Linked DNA regions of Homo sapiens: region 1 is linked to region 2. Evidence: chromatin loops called from intact Hi-C (ENCODE). Cell type or tissue: HCT116. All regions are shown on one strand. Links, peaks and the distances in the headings refer to the core of each region. The heading gives the core; the rest is flanking DNA. Region 1 overlaps PCDHA1 (protocadherin alpha 1). Region 2 overlaps LOC105378198 (a long non-coding RNA gene).

Evidence for each region. Peaks named below come from ENCODE experiments on the same cell type or tissue, not always from the same donor. Only the 100,000 strongest peaks of a DNase experiment are listed, where the experiment ranks them.
Region 1: a loop joins it to region 2, with 2.7 times the contacts of the local background. A loop is called at or near these places in 3 of 110 quality-filtered maps.

The regions. Positions count from the first base shown.
Region 1 is chr5:141,001,100-141,006,472 of GRCh38, reverse strand. All of the region lies in intron 3 of PCDHA1 (protocadherin alpha 1), which reads right to left. The region is part of intron 3 of PCDHA2 (protocadherin alpha 2); the gene reads right to left. All of the region lies in intron 3 of PCDHA3 (protocadherin alpha 3), which reads right to left. The region is part of intron 3 of PCDHA4 (protocadherin alpha 4); the gene reads right to left. It also overlaps PCDHA5, PCDHA6, PCDHA7, PCDHA8, PCDHA9 and PCDHA10, and 7 more genes. Among named protein-coding and RNA genes, the nearest start is that of PCDHAC2, 37 kb to the right of the region's middle. RefSeq lists enhancers at 1,577-2,169, 3,358-3,951, 3,952-4,545, 4,546-5,140. In HCT116, for the core only: no CTCF peak of the experiment used is centred there; DNase peaks (open chromatin) are centred at 2,142, 4,412 and 4,772; H3K4me3 peaks cover 2,464 bases; H3K27ac peaks cover 4,140 bases.
Region 2 is chr5:140,717,755-140,723,127 of GRCh38, reverse strand. All of the region lies in intron 1 of LOC105378198 (a long non-coding RNA gene), which reads right to left. It also overlaps VTRNA1-2. Among named protein-coding and RNA genes, the nearest start is that of ZMAT2, 20 kb to the right of the region's middle. RefSeq lists an enhancer at 4,323-4,432. In HCT116, for the core only: a CTCF peak has its summit at 2,726 (motif pointing right); DNase peaks (open chromatin) are centred at 2,757, 3,030, 3,261 and 4,197; H3K4me3 peaks cover 1,474 bases; H3K27ac peaks cover 2,427 bases.

The DNA.
Region 1 (5,373 bases), core at 224-5,223, 280 kb before region 2:
GGGAGGCCGAGACAGGCAGATCTCGAGGTCAGGAGATTGAGACCATCCTGGCTAACACAGTGAAACCGCGTCTCTACTAAAAAATAGAAAAAACTTAGCCGGGCGTGGTGGTGGGCGCCTATAGTCCCAGCTACTCAGGAGGCTGAGGCAGGAGAATGGCATGAACCCGGGAAGTGGAGCTTGCAGTGAGCTGAGATCGTGCCACTGCAGTCCAGCCTGGGCAACAGAGCAAGACTCCATCTAAAAATAAAAAATTTAAAAAAAAATGAGGCATAACATACATATAGCAAACTCTTTTAAAAATATAAATCAGATTATATCACTCCTCTGCTTAAGCTTTCTACTGCCTTGAGAAAAAAAAAAAAAACTCCTTACCATGATACATAAGTCCCTTCAATAATCTGATTTTTATTTCTTCTCCACTCTCATCTACAAATCTCCCTCTTACTATTATACTCCAACCATACAGGCCTTCTTTCAGATCCTCAAACACTCTTTGGAATTGTTTTTTTATTGTTGTTTGTTAGAGATAGGTTCTCACTCTGTCAACCAGGCTGAAGTGCAGTGGTGCAATCATTGCTTGATGTAACCTCAAACTCCTGGACTCAATCGACCCTCCTGTCTCAGCCTCCCAAGTGGCTGGGACTACAGGCCACCATACCTGGCTCCTTGGAGTTGTTTTTGCCTCAGGATCTTTACACATCTGGTTTGCTTTTGTCTTGAATGATTTCTCATCCATTCTTTTTTTTTTTTTTTTTTTTTTTTTTTTTTGAGACGGAGTTTCGCTCTGTCGCCCAGGCTGGAGTGCAGTGGCGCGATCTCGACTCACTGCAAGCTCCGCCTCCCGGGTTCACGCCATTCTCCTGCCTCAGCCTCCTGTGTAGCTGGGACTACAGGCACGCGCCACCATGCCCGGCTAATTTTTGTATTTTTAGTAGAGACGGGGTTTCACCGTGTTAGCCAGGATGGTCTCGATCTCCTGACCTCATGATCCGCCCGTCTCGGCCTCCCAAAGTGCTGGGATTACAGGCGTGAGCCTCTCATCCATTCTTAGCATGACTCCTCACTCTTCAAGTCTGTATTAAATGTAACCTCCTTGGAAAGGCATTCTATGACATTCCTAGCCAAGCAGCACCCCCTTGGCCTATTATTCTCTACCACTGTAAGATTCACAAAGGCAAAAAATGTATCTGTTTATTCACCAATGTATCACCAGTGCCTAGCACAATTCCTGGCCCATAACAGGTGTTTAGTAAATACTTGCTGGATGAATGAATGAAAGGACTGATGTGAGAAGTGAAAGTGGTACCCACTCTTTAGCAGACCAAACAACTCTCCAATGAGGCACTTTTGGGGTCCCTAAAGACAATGATGTAATGCATGTAAAGTACTAAGCTTGATCCTTAGCACAATGCAAGAATTCAGTAAATGGTATCACATATGGGCAATTATATATAATGCAGCTCTCAGGGCTTAGGAGACCAAGATAATGATACTGCAAATTTACAGCAGGCAGTGACGAGAGAGGGTAAGAAATTTTCTTCTCTCTTCCAAACCCTTTTCCTTACACCCTGGCAGAGCTGACACAATAGCACTTTAGGGATGAGAAACAAATTTTTTCTCTGAGACTAATGACTTTGATCTATCTAAGTTAATCAAATCTGCAATTGAGCTCAGCCAGAATCTGCCTGTTTACCTTTAAAATACAGGTCCTGTCTCTAAGAGACTGAGACAAAAGAGAGAAATGTATTTAAAAACCTCTGATTCGGCACCTAAAACTGGGTTTCAGCACCACTCCACAGTCCTTTAGTTGCCCTCAGAGCCCAAAATGGAAATTTTTCTTCAACCATAACCAGGACTCTGCATGAGGCCTAAGCACTGTCATCTGGAGATGCAGAACACAGAGATATGTTCATCTTGCACAGTTAAAGGACATTAATGGCTGTGTGTATTGGCAGAGGGAGCCCCTCACAGCAGGACTGCCAAGAGTTAATCCACTTTAACATGTCACTGAGCTTCCTGGTTCTATATGACTCAGCCTAAACTCCAGGAGGCAGAGATCTAGTCAGGTGCCTCCTCCACATGTCCAGCTTCCGCAGAGCAGAACAAGGTGTGGTCTCTCCAGTCCCTCACAGACCACTGTGCCTCACCTGTTCTGGTTGTTGTATAAAACAAACATCTCTGAGAGCTCAGCAGCATGTAGACTGTGACTCATTCCAGTAAAACAAAAGCTTAAGGATCTGACAAACACTGACTGACCTCCTAATCTGAATTCCTTTTGGTTAAGAGCACTCAAGACACTTGGCTGGCTTTGCCTATAAAATGTCATGCCTTTGGGGCAGAATCATGGAGATACTCCCTTTTGAAGAAGATGAAAACGGAAGAAGCACATTTCTACCCCTAACCCCAACCAGGGGCCAGTATCAGCAAATGATCAATCAAGGAAATGTTTCTTCTTTCAGTGCTGCCTCCTTTCCCTTCTAGGATCTCCGGCAAGTCCCCTCCCTTATGCTCCCAGGGTCCTAGCTCACCCTCAGGCAAAGACAAGACTGAGGATGCAGTCAAGACCCAAATGAATGGGCCTGTTAAGAGGCTAGAAGGAGGATTTCAGACACATATAAATCTGGTAGGGGTCTGAATCGTTAGGCAGAGCCCTTCCCAGACTACAGATTACAACCCAATAGGATTTAAAAGTTTATTTAACAGAATACGACCATAATTATACAAAATATGGTTTTGCTTTTTTATTGGATTAGCCGATATCTTCACAATTGGTAGGGATATATTTTAAAATCAGAACAACATATATTTTAATAAATGCATACAGATCTTCACTTCTACTTTAAAAACTGCCCTCTGGGGCCGGGAATGGTGGCTCACATCTAAAATCCCAGCACTTTGGGAGTCTGAGGCAGGTGGATCACTTGAAGCCAGGAGTTCAAGACCAGCCTAGGGAACATGGTGAAACCCCATCTCTACTAAAACTATAAAAATTAGCGAGACTGTGGTGGTGCACGCCTGTAATTTCATCTACTTGGGAGGCTGAGGCATAAGAATCACTCGAACCCGGGAGGCGGAGGTTTCAGTGAGCTGAGATTGCACCACTGCACTCCAGCCTGGGTGACAGAGCAAACAAACAAAAAACCCTGCCCTCTGGAAGTAGCTGGCCACTTCATGTAATCCTATAATCCAATTTGGGCACTTCCCTTAGGCACTGCCCAGGAATCTTTTTGGCAAAATTTCCAGCTTTCCTCTTTCATGCTAAACTAACCCTGGCTGCCTGAGTTGATGGAGTTGAGCCTCAGGGACTAGGATTGATCAGGTCAGAGTCTTTGCCAAGGCAAATGCCAGGAAAGGGCCAGAAGATTGTGAAGCAAATGCCAGGCCTGTTAAACTCACCCTCATCTGCATTTGGAACTGTTCTGTTAAGGCCAGGAGGGCTTTTCTGATTTACACTGACTTTCCCTAATAGAACATAAACTCATTTTGACCAAGGATACTATTTTCAGGAAAGCTCTCAGAGGGGCATGTGCTGGAGGGTGTTGGAGGGTGTTCACTTTTCTGATCTTCTCTTCATCTTGCTTTGTTCTCTTTCTGTTCTTGAGGACTTGCCCTGGTTCTCTCACTAGTGCATAGTCCTGGGCCATTTACATAAATATCTCTGAGCCTCAGTTTCCTCATCCATAAAATGGAGATGATCCCCTTCCTGTCTACATCACAGGGTTGTCGATGTAGTTAACATTTACTGTGCCCTTCCTATGTGTGTGCAACAGAGTTAAACAAATCTGCACGTCGTATAGGTTTTGGTCCTGACAAGAGCCCTATGAAGTAGACATTTCTAGTATCTCTGTCTGTGTTATGTGTCTGTTTTATAGATGAGGGGACTAAGGACTAATGGTCACATGGTCACTAACTGGTGGATCCTGGGACTCAAATCTAGGGAGTCTGACTCCAGCTAGGAGACTCAGATCCTGAGCTGTATAACAAGGTCATCCTTTGAAAATGCTAAAGCGTTATACAAATGTGCCAATTATTATGGTTATTGCCTGTTTTGTTACTACTATTTGGGAGGCACAGAGATGCCAGCAGGAGCCCTAAGCCAGAATGAGTTGAAAGGAGTGGAGGTGGGGGAAGGGGTGCGGATGCAGCCCGGCCTCCAGGTTTCGGCCCCGCCCCTTTGCTCCCCATTCATCCCTTTGTTACCAGCTCTGGGATTTCAGTGCTGAGGTTAATAAAGAGCTTCCAGAAAACCCATCATTTTGATTAAAGCCGGGGACTATCTTGCCAGACAGCACTCTGGAGCCTGCCTACCGCCCACTCTGCTAAGTCAGTGCAGCCGGCAAAGGCTATTAAATGATTATAGCCGTTTCCGGCCCAGCCCCTGGACTGCTCGTTCTTTGGCGCTGGCGGCTGCTGCTGCCTCTGGATGCCCAGGAAAGAGTCAGGGCACCGAAGGCTGTGCAGATTCTGTGTTTGCAAGTGAACTTCCAGGCTTTCCGCGCAGAGACACCCCGCCTCTCCCTCCTCCTTATTTCCGCTCACCACCCAAGTCAGCCACTGCAGTCTTTTTCAAACAGCCCCGATTTCTTTGCTCCTTCTTGGTTTTGGGCATCAATTTAATCAACCTCTCTCTCTGTCTCCCTCTCTGTCAGAATTTGGCCGATTGTAGAATGATAGTATATACTCAGGCTGACCAAAAGGCAAAAACCATCCGCCATCAACCACTGAAACAGCCCAGGTTGTAAAATATCTCAAGCTCCTTCCCCGCCCCCTATTTCGCCATCTGTGGGGTTTGTTGGACCGACTGGACAAGCTCCGCCTTCTCCCACACCTTCACCCCCAACCCCCGCCAGTCCTTTATGAATTGGGCAAACCTAATCTGAGTAATCACAGCCCACAAAACACAGGAGAATCGTGGTCTGAAACCCAAATCCTGTCCAGGATCAGAGAGAGAGGGAGAAAGCTAAGCCCACCTGGGCTAGCATTTCCAGCACTTCCCCGCTGCTGCTTAGTCCTTCAATTGACAGTGGAAAGACTTTTCCATGGAAACAAGGGAATGTAAAAATATACTCCCTGTTCTCTGTAGGATCTTAGGCTCTGTAATCAGAATAGTAGGCTTAAACCTGGCTACATCATGTAAATTATGGTGATGTTTGGCAAATTATTTCATATCTCTGGGCCTCAGTTTTCATCCGTAAAAAAAGTTCATAAGAGTGCCCGCCCCATAGGGTTGATTTATAGATTAAATGTAACTATCCTTATACAGCACATAGCATAAGTGCATGGTGCAAAGTAAAAACTCGTTAAATTTTACTTATTAAGATCAGAGCAACAGAAGATTCATTTGTTTAAGGACTATTGATTGCTTATTAT
Region 2 (5,373 bases), core at 232-5,231:
AGTAGTGATTATATGGATTCATTTTATAAGTATTTAAATTTACGTATATACCTCATAAACTTTCTGCATGTTTATCTCACAGTGTTAAAATGCTTAATTAATTAACTGTAGAAAATTGATACAATCATCATAAGCATACATGCATCCAATATACAATCTTGAACTATATCAAACAAACAGGAAAAAATACATAAATCACCAATTGTAGTTGGAAATGTTTTAACATGCATCTCTAAGAACTGTAGATCACATAGAACTGAAAATAGTATGGATATGAATGAGCTGAAATGAAAAACATTTTTAAAAATATGTAGAACCAAAATAAACAGGCACTCTTTTTGAATATACATATAACACTTACAACAATAGACCATGTATTAGGCCATAAAGGAAGCATCAATAAATTCCAAAGATCCAATCCCATTCAGACAATGTTCTCCTACTACAATGCATTCTGAAATTAACATTTGTAAAAACAATTGCTAAAATAAAATCCCACTTACTTGGAAAATAAATAACATATTACTAGATCAGACTCAGCTTATAAAACACTTAGAAGTGAATGAAACACTACATGACAGAATTTGTGTACTACAAATAAAGCAGTATTTAAAGGCAAACTTACAGTTTTAAATACACTAATAATTAAGAGAGATTAAAATCAAATGAGCTGCCACAGGAGACACAACCTCACACCCTTCAGGATAGCTACTATCAATAACACACACATACACACACACACACACACACACACTCAGAGAGAGAGAGAGAATAAGTGTTAGTGAAGATGTGGAGAAATTGAAGCATTTCTGCACTATTGGTGGGAATGTAAAATGATACAGCTGCTATGGAAAACAGTATGGCAGTCACTTAAATAGCTAAAAATAGAATTACCATATAATCCAGCAATTCCACTTCTGGTATATACCCAAAGGAATTGAAAGCAGAAACTCAAATAGAAATTCGTACACTTATGTTCATAGCAGCATCGTTCATAATAGCTAAAAGGTCAGAACAACCCAAATGTCTATCGATGGATGATGGCTAAACAAAATATTCCGTTTTAATAATATTCCATTGTAGTATTCACATACAATAGCATATTATTTATCCTTTTTAAAAAGGAATGAAATTATGGTACATGATACAACATGGATGAACCTTAAGAACATTGTGCTGGCCGGGTGCAGTGGCTCACGCCTGTAATCCCAGCACTTTGGGAGGCCGAGGTGAGTGGATCACCTGAGGTCAGGAGTTCGAAACCAGCCTGGACAACATAGCCAAACCCGTCTCTACTAAAAATACAAATATTAGCCGTGCGTGGTGGTGGGCGTCTGTAATCCCAGCTACTGGGGAGGTTGAGGCAGGAGAATCGCTTGAACCCGGGAGGCGGAGGTTACAGTGAGCTGAGATCGCACCATTGCACTCCAGCCTGGGAGAAAAAGCCAGACTCTGTCTCAAAAAAAAAAAAAATTGTGCTAAGGGAAATAAAGGAGTCACAAAAAGACAGCTACTGTGTGATTCCACTTTTATGAGATACCTAGAGTAGTCAAATTTATAGAGACGGAAAGCAGAATGGCAGTTGCCAGGGATTAGAGATAGAGGGAGGTGGAGAGTTATTAGTTAATGGGTATAGAGTTTCAGTTTTGAAAGATGAAGAGTTCCTGGAGATAGATAGTGGTGATGGTTGCATAACAGTGTGAATGTACCTACCACCACTGAGCTGAACATTTTAAAATGGTTCATATGCCAAATTTTGTTTTCTGTGTATTTTACCACAATTAAAATTTTTTATGGAAAACAAAAACAAACGTTCTGGCTTCCAGATTCCTATAGAATAACGCCAGTTACCTAAATTTGAATCTCTCCACACATCCTATAAACAAACAAAACTAAGGAGAACGAATAAAACCATCCATGGCTACAATATAATTTACAGACAGAGAAAATTATAAACCCCATTTTATATAAAAGCAGGTATATACATCCAAAACCAGCAGATCCAGTTACAGAGCCATGCTCTAGAAGAGAAGCCAAGATGGCACAGAAAGGCTAAACCACCACCAGAAAAAGAGTCCCATCTTGAGTGGAGAAATACTGACAATACGTCCGAGATCTGGTAGATGAAAGAACTGAGACAGATTTTAAAAGGGGGTGAAATTGTTTGAGACTGGCCATGGCAATGTTGCAAAGGCAAGAGGAAAGGCAGGAGGAAAGAGGCGACTTGAAGGGAAGGTACCCCTTCAGGGCTTGATGGTGAAGAAAAAGGAAGCAAGCAATGAGTAAGAGTCCCAGGCTGGGTGCGGTGGCTCACTGCTGTAAACCAACATTATGGGATGCTGAGGAGGACGGATATCTTAAGGTCAGGAACTCGAGACCAGCCTGGGCAACATGGCAAGATGCCTGTCTCTACAAAAATATTAAAATTAAATAAAATAATAAAATTAAATAAATACAAAATTTAGCCAGGCGAGGTAGCGCGCACCTGTGGTCCCAGCTACTCAGGAGGAAGCTGAGGCAGGAGGATTGCTTGAGGCAGAGGTTCCAGTGAGCTGAGACGGCGCCACTGCACTCCAGTCTCGGAGAGAGAGATAGACCCTGTCTCAAAAAGAAAAAGAAAAAGAAAAGAAAATTAAGAGTCCCACAGAAATGAAAGAGAATTACAAAATCACAAGGCATCAGTCGGTGCTCCACTCTAAAAAAGGGCTATTTCGGGGAAAAATGCATTTTGTTCTACCAACAAAAGAGGGCACTCTTGAACTAAGAAAGCTGGTAAGGCACCCAAACTTCTGCCTCATTTGCAGTTGCTGAAACTGGAAAATAAAATATTACAAAATGCACAGAAAATTGCAGACATATTATATAGAAAAATTTTAAGTGAAAATCCATACTTTTTTTTTTTTTTTTGAGACGGAGTCTCGCTCTGTCGCCCAGGCTGGAGTGCAGTTGCGCAATCTCGGCTCACTGCAAGCTCCGCCTCCCGGGTTCACGCCATTCTCCTGCTTCAGCCTCTCTGAGTAACTGGGACTACAGGCGCCCGCCACCACGCCCAGCTAATTTTTTTGTATTTTTAGTAGAGACAGGGTCGCACCGTGGTCTCGATCTCCTGACCTCGTGATCCGCCCGCCTCGGCCTCCCAAAGTGCTGGGATTACAAGCGTGAGCCACCGAGCCCAGCCAAAAGTCCGTATTTTTTTTAAACTCACCATGGAACCGGAAAACTGAAACACAGTACTCCAACCTAAATTAGATAACCTTAAACAATCATTTGGTAACATGAAAAAAATGCCATGAATCAGAAAAATAACTCAGAAGAGAAATAGACAAAGAACAAAATAACTAAGAAAACAGTTTGTAAAAAAGCAGGAGAAATAGAAGGAAAAAAAATCAGAAAAAAACTAAATTATAAGATGTCCAAAGGGAAGAGCTTTTACTTAAGATATAATAACTGGTATTGAGAAAAGGTATTAACACAGCCAATAAAAAAAAAAAGATATCTCTTAGAACATCCATTAGATTTGAAAGAAAAACTCCTCTGGGCCTCAGGCAAAAAGGATGAGAAGATACAAGTATACAATTAACTGTTACAACAAACACATGAACATTACTGAACATTGAAAAATATTTTTAAAGTTAAGAGTTTGGTTGTTTTAGGTTTTCTTTTCTTTTTTTTCTTTTTTTTTTTTTTTTTGTGATACGGAGTCTTGCTCTGTCGCCCAGGCTGGAGTGCAGTGGCGCGATCTCGGCTCACAGCAAGCTCCACCTCCCGAATGGCTCACGCCATTCTCCTGCCTCAGCCTCCCGAGTAGCTGGGGCTACAGGCGCCCGCCACCACACCCGGCTAATTTTTTTGTATTTTTAGTAGAGACGGGGTTTCACCGGGTTAGCGAGGATGGTCTTGATTTCCTGACCTCGTGATCCGCCCGCCTCGGCCTCCCAAAGTGCTGGGATTACAGGCATGAGCCACCGCGCCCGGCCTGTTTTTGGTTTTCAAGCACTTCCTTACTTTCTAGCACTGTGAGATGCACCCTGTCCATCTCTGTATTTCCTGCCCAGTGCTAAAATCAGCCATTTCTCCATGGTTCCCCATGGAAAAGGAGCTGAACTTCAGCAGTAAAAGAGCTGGAAAGCACCCGCGGGTCTCGAACCACCCAGAGAGGTGGTTACAATGTACTCGAAGTAACCGCTGAGCTAAAGCCAGCCCAGAGGCTATCTCCGGATTATATTTTCTTGACTGGTGAGAAAGACCTACGTCACAAAGTGAGTCAAAACAACAGTGTTTTAGCATGACTCAGCAACCAGGACTGTCCAACACGCCACCGCCTCCAGACAATTGGAGTGTACAGCCAGGGACACACAGCAGTGACAAGGACACAGCCTTCCCCTAACCCTGGAGAGCTCTTCCGCAGTTGTGTACCTGGCTTATTTTCTCCTTCTCAGCAGTCACCTGGTCCACAAGTCTCGACACACCCCCACCTCCTTCGCCTTCAGCCACTGCGCTCCCAAAACAACCACGCAGGGTCACTTTGTGATCAAATCGACTTTTACAACTAGTGCTTGGGCCAGGGGAGTGGCGTCTTTACAAGGTGTAAATTGTATTTCAGACCTTATCTTAGAACTTCGCTGCTAAACTAGATAAACCTTCCAACCCCGGCCCAGGTGAAACTTCCTGTTATGCTTTTTAAATTTTTTTTGTTAGAGACAGACTCTCCCTCTGTCACCCAGTCTGGAGTGCAATGGCCCCATCTAGGCTTAACCCATACGCCCCTCTTAGCCTCGCGAGTGGCTAGGACTACAGGCATAGGCCACCATGCCTAACTAATGTTTTTTCTTTTCTTTTCATTTATTTATTTATTTTATTTATTTATTTTTTTGAGATGGAGTCTCCACTCTGTTGCCCAAGCTGGACTGCAGTGGTACCACCTCAGCTCACTGCAGCCTCCGCCTCCCGGGTTGAAGTGATTCTCATGCCTCTCCCTCCCAAGTAGCTGAGACTACAGGCACGCGCCACCACACCCATCTAATTTCTGTATTTTTTAATAGAGGCGAGGTTTCACCATTTTGGACAGGCTGGTCTCGAACTCCTGACCTCAAGTGATCCACTTGACTTGGCCTTCCAAATGGCTGGGATTACAGGCTTCAGCCATCGGGCCCAGCCTTTTTTGTTGTTGTTGTCGGAGACGGAGTCTTCCTATGTGGCCAAGGTTGACCTGGAACTGGCCTCAAGAGATCCTTCCACCTCAGCCACCCAAAGTGCTAGGATTACCCGTGTGAGCCTCCATGCCTGGCCTAAAAATTATTTCCATTTTTAATACCACAGGAACATCTATTCTTTTTATGTACACTGTAAACAGCTAATGTTTCTTCCCCAAAT